2 separate regions of the Homo sapiens genome follow, and region 1 is linked to region 2. The links are chromatin contacts, found by Hi-C or POLR2A ChIA-PET in ENCODE. All regions are on one chromosome and are shown on one strand. The core of a region is the stretch at or near the end of the contact, and the rest is flanking DNA. Distances in the headings are between cores, read along the strand shown.

Region 1 (2,804 bases), core at 5-2,504, 63 kb after region 2:
GCGGCCCGTACGCAGAGCTGAAGTGGCTCTCTGTTATTTGCAGATGGAAATTGGAATCTCTACAGCATGACAGACACTTGAGCAGAAATTCTAAGCTTTTATGGGTTGCCACAGGTCCCTTTCAGGAGGATGGCGAAGGCTATAGTCATGAGCCGTCTAAGGTGGAGGTCACGAGCGGCAGGTGGCTCTTAATAAGCACTTGACATACCACTTCTCCCAACTGAGATGTGCTGTACGCGTCAAATCCGAACTGGATTTTGAGGATTCAGAATGAATAAAAGATTGAAAAAATCTCATTCATGATTTGTATATTAATTACATGTTGAAATGATAATATGTTGGATATATTGGGCTAAATAAAATATATTATCAAATTTAAGTTTGCTTGTTTCTTTTTATTGTGTCTGCTAGAAAAATGTCCTCAGTTAAAATCACCTCAGTGGCTCACATTCTCTCTCTATTGGACAACAGGGCTCTTGACCTCCCTAGGGGAATGGACCCAGGCACACATGATGCAGGTAAAATATGGTATTGAGGGGTGTGATTCCAGGATCTGAGGGTACACCGACCCCAAGTTGATTTCACTCTCTCTTTCCAGAATTATAGGGTGAAAAGAACCCTAGAGAAGGATCCCTGGCCCCAGACACATAACTATCAGTGAGAACCCACAGCATTGAAAAGCAAATCTTTCCCAAAGCTTCATGTTTTGAGCCAGCCTGCTGTAAAACTTTGTTAAAAAAAATCAGTAGACAATAAAGAAGAAAATCAAACTTTTTAGCCTTGATTAAGTGGTTCGATGGAGAGAAGAGTGGTAGCGTGCTTTCCTCGTTGGCTGATAATCGATTCTTTTCTTGGTCTGAGCCTTGGTATGGCTTAGGAGCTTGCCCAAGCCAGCACTGGTGTGGGGCAGGCAGGGAAGGGCTGGGACTGGGAATTGCTTCCCCAGCCCTGGATTTAACTTCTCAGGACAGATGATGGCTTGTGCACGTCATCAGTTCTCCATGGAGAGAGGCTCTGTGTCCTTTCCCAGAAGCCCAAGCACTGGTTTTCACTCCCTGCGAGCCAGAAGCAATTCTCATGGCATTATACAGTTCCTCCGTTTCTGAAATGGAATTCCCCCTCTCCTCACTTGGTCTGCACTGGTCCCAGGGAAAGTTTGCTCAGCGCTCTTCCTCCACCCACCCTTCACATGGTGGCAGTGGCTCAGTTTAGGGGTTAAGCCCAGAGAGTTTGAGGCTGTCAGGTCTGAGAGCTGCCCTTGTCTGTCAGAGGCCAGCTGCAGGATTTGGAGCCAGTTACTTCCTCTCTCTCTCTCAGCCCCAGCCTAAGCTTGGCAAAAGGACAATGACAACACCTCTGTGGTATAATAAAGAGTATGTCTTTGTCCCTGGTTCCTGGCACAGAAAACCGTTGGAATTTCCTGAATGATAGGAGTGTCTTGATTGTGTTGATGGTGTGACTCCTGGCACATGCCAAGAGGACTTCAGGATGGAGGCTGACCACCAAAGACCAACCACGTGATAAGAGGGCTGGAACTTTTGGTCCACCCAAAGTCCGGAGAGGGGAGAGGGGCTGAAGATTGAGTTCAGTCATGAGGACAATGATTTAATCAGTCATGGCTACGTAATGAAATCCCAGTGAAAACTTTGGGTCTGGTGCAGTGGCTCATGCCTGTAATCCCAATGCTATGAGAAGATGAGGTGGGAGGATCACTTGAGCCCAGGAGTTCAAGACCACTCTGGATATCATAGTGAGACCTCCTCTCTACTAAAATTAAAAAAATAATAATTTTAAATCAACCAGGTATGGTGGTGCCCGCCTGTAGTCCCAGCTACTCAAGAGGCTGAAGCAGGAGGATCACTTGAGTCCAGGAGATCGAGGCTGCAGTGAGCCATGATCACACCACTGCACTCTAACCTGGGCAACAGAGCGAGACTCTATATCAAAAAGGAACAACAACAACGACAAAACTCTGGACACTGAAATCTCTTGAGGATATCAATTCCTTACCAGATACATGATTTGCAAATATTTTCTCCCATTCTGTGGGTTGCCTTTTTACTCTGTTGATAGTGTCTTTTGACTCACAAAAGGTTTTAATTTTTATGAAGTCCAATTTGTCTATTTTTTTCCTTTGTTGCTTGTGCCTTTGACGTTATATCTAAGAAATCGTCACCAAATCCAATGTCATGAAGCTGTATCCTTGTTTTCTTCTAAGAGTTTTATGGTTTTAGCTCCTACATGTAGGTCTGTAATCCATTTTGAATTAATTTTGGCATATGGTGTTAGGTCAGGGTCCAAATTCATTCTTATGTAGGTGGATATTCAGTTTTCCCAGCACTGTTTGTTGAAAAGACCTTCTTTTCCTCATTGAATGGTCTTGGCACCCTTGTCAAGAATCATTGGACCATATATGCGAGGGTTTATTTCTGGGGTCTCTATTCTACTCTTTTGGTCTATATGCCTGCCTTTATGCCGGCGCCATACTCTTTGGATTACTGTAGCTTTGCGGTGAGTTTCAAAGCTCAGTGGGGCCTCCTGGTTGAACACATGGATTTGCTGGGAAAGTGATGCATCCTGATTCCACAGGAGAAGGCATGAAAGCTGCAAGTCCAGGATGCTCCCAGACCTTGTTCTATGTGTATCCTTTATAATAATGCTGTAATCGTGGGTGTAGCACACACCCACGTTCTGTTAGTCATTCTAGTGAATTGTTGAACCTGAGAGTATCATGACAACCCTTGAATGTGTACCCAGCTGGTCAGAAGTGCAGGTGTCCTGGGGACCCCGGCTGGTGTCTGAGG
Region 2 (2,700 bases), core at 116-2,615:
AGATTACACGAACGCGGCTGCTTTACAGACACAGCTCTCTTAGCTTCCTTCCATGCAAGACTGGAGCAAAGGATCTGAGCTGGGTGCAGATGGGGTTTTTCCCCCTCATCTTCTGAAGATGGAAATGTGGACAGACACTTTGCTAACTCTTTATTTTACCCCTTTGAGTGCTGCCAAAGCCAGTGTTTAGCATTGCGAAAGAAACCACACGGGGCTAGTTTGCTGCGGGAGTTATAAATCTCTCTTGGAACAGATTTGAAAACTGGTGACACAGAACAATTGCCCCTGGGGTCAGCAGCTGGGCCATTTGGGGGCCAGACACCACCTTTAGGATTCCCGGTGACGCCTCCCCTCCCATCCTGGTTCCAGGTTCTGCCACCAAGGGCAGGAGAATGCTGAGGAGCATTTCTGGAACCTCTAGACTTCCGACTCCCCCGCTCTGAAGGTGCACTTTGAGGAGGGCTGGACAGTGGAGGCTCCACCTAAGTGGTCCTCTGAGGCCTGAGGTCGGGTGAATTCTGGAGTCTCCAGACCTTACCCAAGAGCCCCTGTCTGTCCTCTTTCCCCATTAGTGTCCCCAGCGGGCCTTCCTGTCCACTGCCGCGGCTCCGTGGAGACCCACCCGGCCATCTCCAACCACATTGCTCCTGCTCCAACCCCAAAGCCCAAGCCCTCCTCCCCTCCCAGCCATGGGTGCTGACACCCCCACACTGTTCCTTCTAGCCTGAACCCTGGCACTTGCCTTTCTTTGGGGCCTCAGCTCTAATCAGGTGCAAGCTTTGCTAATCCTTCCTATGAGTGACCTCTTGTGCTCCTCCTCCCTCCTTCCTCCCTCCTCCATCTGAGATTCTGCATCAGCTCCATCCTAATCTCTAACTGGCCTCTGGATGAAGGAGCCCAGGTGAGCCCCTCCATTTGCTGACCTCCCCCTCCCCGCTGTGGGCCCTGCAACCTCCTTGAGCTGGTCCCCACCCACCCACATCTTCTTCTTCACACTCCCCAGCACTCAGCACACCCCAGCCAAAGCCACGTTGTCACTAAGCCAGACCATGTCACACCCAGCCCAGGCTCCTGCCTTTTGGGTGTAATTTCACAGTTGACATCCTCTGCTTTATTTCGAGCCGAGCTGAGCTTTATTTCGAGCTGAGCTGCCCCTTCAGCTCTCAGCCAGTTTCCTGCATTTGCAGCCCTGGCTTCTGGGTACCTCACCAACCTGCCACACTCCCTGGGCCGTCCGCAAGAACCCAGCCCCGTGCCCCCTTCCTGGAATTCCTCAGGAGCATGGAGTCTGTTTCACATCGGCCACTTTCTGGCGTGTCTTAGACCAGCCGCCTGATTCCCTTTCCCGGACGGCGAGCGCCAGGAATGTGCCATCCGCATTCCACTTTATCTTGTATCTCCCTGGGCTCCCAGCCCCGCGCCGGGCGAAGAGCCGGCACTCAATCAACGCCTGCCTAATGAATTGGCTGAATAAATTAATTTGGGGTTCATTTTCCCGGCCCCCTGCTTGGATGGGGAGGCTGCCTCCCTGACCTGTGGGGTGAGGCCCCTGAGGGCGGGACAGGACTGTGCACTGCCTAGTACATTAAACCGGGTCTCAGATTCCATTAAATCGAGGGGGAGGGAGTGCCTGCCGAGGAGGCTCACCCCAGAGGCCCTGCACGCGGCTCGGGCTGTTTAAGGAGGTTAAAACGAGAGGAGAAGGCTCTACAGCTAATTGTCCTTGTGCGTTAATCACAGTGTGCTGCGGGGGCGCCTGTTAGAATGTGTTAATTTGGTAATTACCGAGGAGGGGGAGGCTGCTCTGTAACCCTCGGCCTTTGTCATTATTTTTTAACTGAAATATGAAATGGAAATGGAAAGAGTGAGAAATTCCAGCCAGGATTTAAACCCAGATAGTGGAAATTCCCATCAGTTCACGTCCTCCTCTGCCGCTGCTGGAATGCCCCACGCAGGTGTCTCGTCTTCGTTTCTGCCCAGCCTAGATGTCTTTGCCCCCTTTTGAGCTTCCGGGTCCCAACACTGAGAGGGGCTCTGTCACCTTCTGTTTCTTGGAGAGACAGGAATGGCGGCCACACTTTATGACAGATATCATAATAGCCCAAAGATTCCAGACCCCGGGGCTCAAGCCCTCCTCCTTGCAGGTCTGGCCTGTATCCCCCACGGCCTTCGTTAATGGGCTGGGGGCTCCCCACTCCCCCAGATGGAATCTTCTCATCTCCCTGCTCAGGCAAGGCTTCTTTTTGCCTGTTGCACTAACTATGGTCCTTGATTTCATCTCTCTCCTCCCTGTTTCCCCACCCCAATCACAGCTCAGATACCAAGTATGCTGGGAACAACCAAGACCCAGGGGGCCGCTTGCTGCTAGCTTATTGTTTGCGGAGTCTTAAATGTGCATAACAGCTGTGCACAGTGTTGCAGAGCCATGCACGAAGCGGACATTGCAACCAACCAGGACTGGGAATTCCATCTTCTCTGCTTTCAAGAGCTCAGGCCTGATTGGTGGTCCTACCTCCCAACTATCTCTGGAATCTCTGCTTTTCTCCTAATTCCATTGCTGCAAAGAGTCTAGATGAAGACTTTGAACTTTTGCCTGGACACCTCCAGTATCCTGATGAAGTCGTTCCCTTCAGCCAGGCTCTGTTTCCTCTGAGCCTGGGTGGAAACAAACAGAGCCTGGTCACCCAAGGACATGAGTAT

The links. A loop is a pair of places that touch in the nucleus more often than their neighbours do. ChIA-PET counts read pairs that join two places held with the same protein, here RNA polymerase II (POLR2A). Pooled maps may share reads with other maps.
Region 1: a loop to region 2 is called in a map of heart right ventricle, with 2.4 times the contacts of the local background. The contact joins two enhancer-like sites. A Hi-C loop is called at or near these places in 8 of 168 maps with a recorded cell type or tissue (GM11168, Right ventricle myocardium inferior, heart left ventricle and 3 more) and 9 of 50 pooled maps. POLR2A ChIA-PET finds 5 or more read pairs at or near these places in 3 of 52 experiments (GM12878 and activated CD4-positive, alpha-beta T cell).

What each region holds. Positions count from the first base shown.
Region 1 is chr17:77,737,902-77,740,705 of GRCh38, forward strand. No RefSeq gene overlaps it. Among named protein-coding and RNA genes, the nearest start is that of LINC01987, 11 kb to the left of the region's middle. Within about 2 kb of position 1,255, at least 10 of the 41 ENCODE cell types and tissues checked have a DNase peak (open chromatin) inside an H3K27ac peak, as active enhancers do; they include heart right ventricle, where a contact is called at or near this core.
Region 2 is chr17:77,674,991-77,677,690 of GRCh38, forward strand. LOC107985079 (a long non-coding RNA gene) reads left to right here. Exons shown (of 2, transcript XR_001753032.2): 2 at 2,313-2,700. Among named protein-coding and RNA genes, the nearest start is that of LINC01987, 52 kb to the right of the region's middle. Within about 2 kb of position 1,366, at least 2 of the 41 ENCODE cell types and tissues checked have a DNase peak (open chromatin) inside an H3K27ac peak, as active enhancers do; they include heart right ventricle, where a contact is called at or near this core.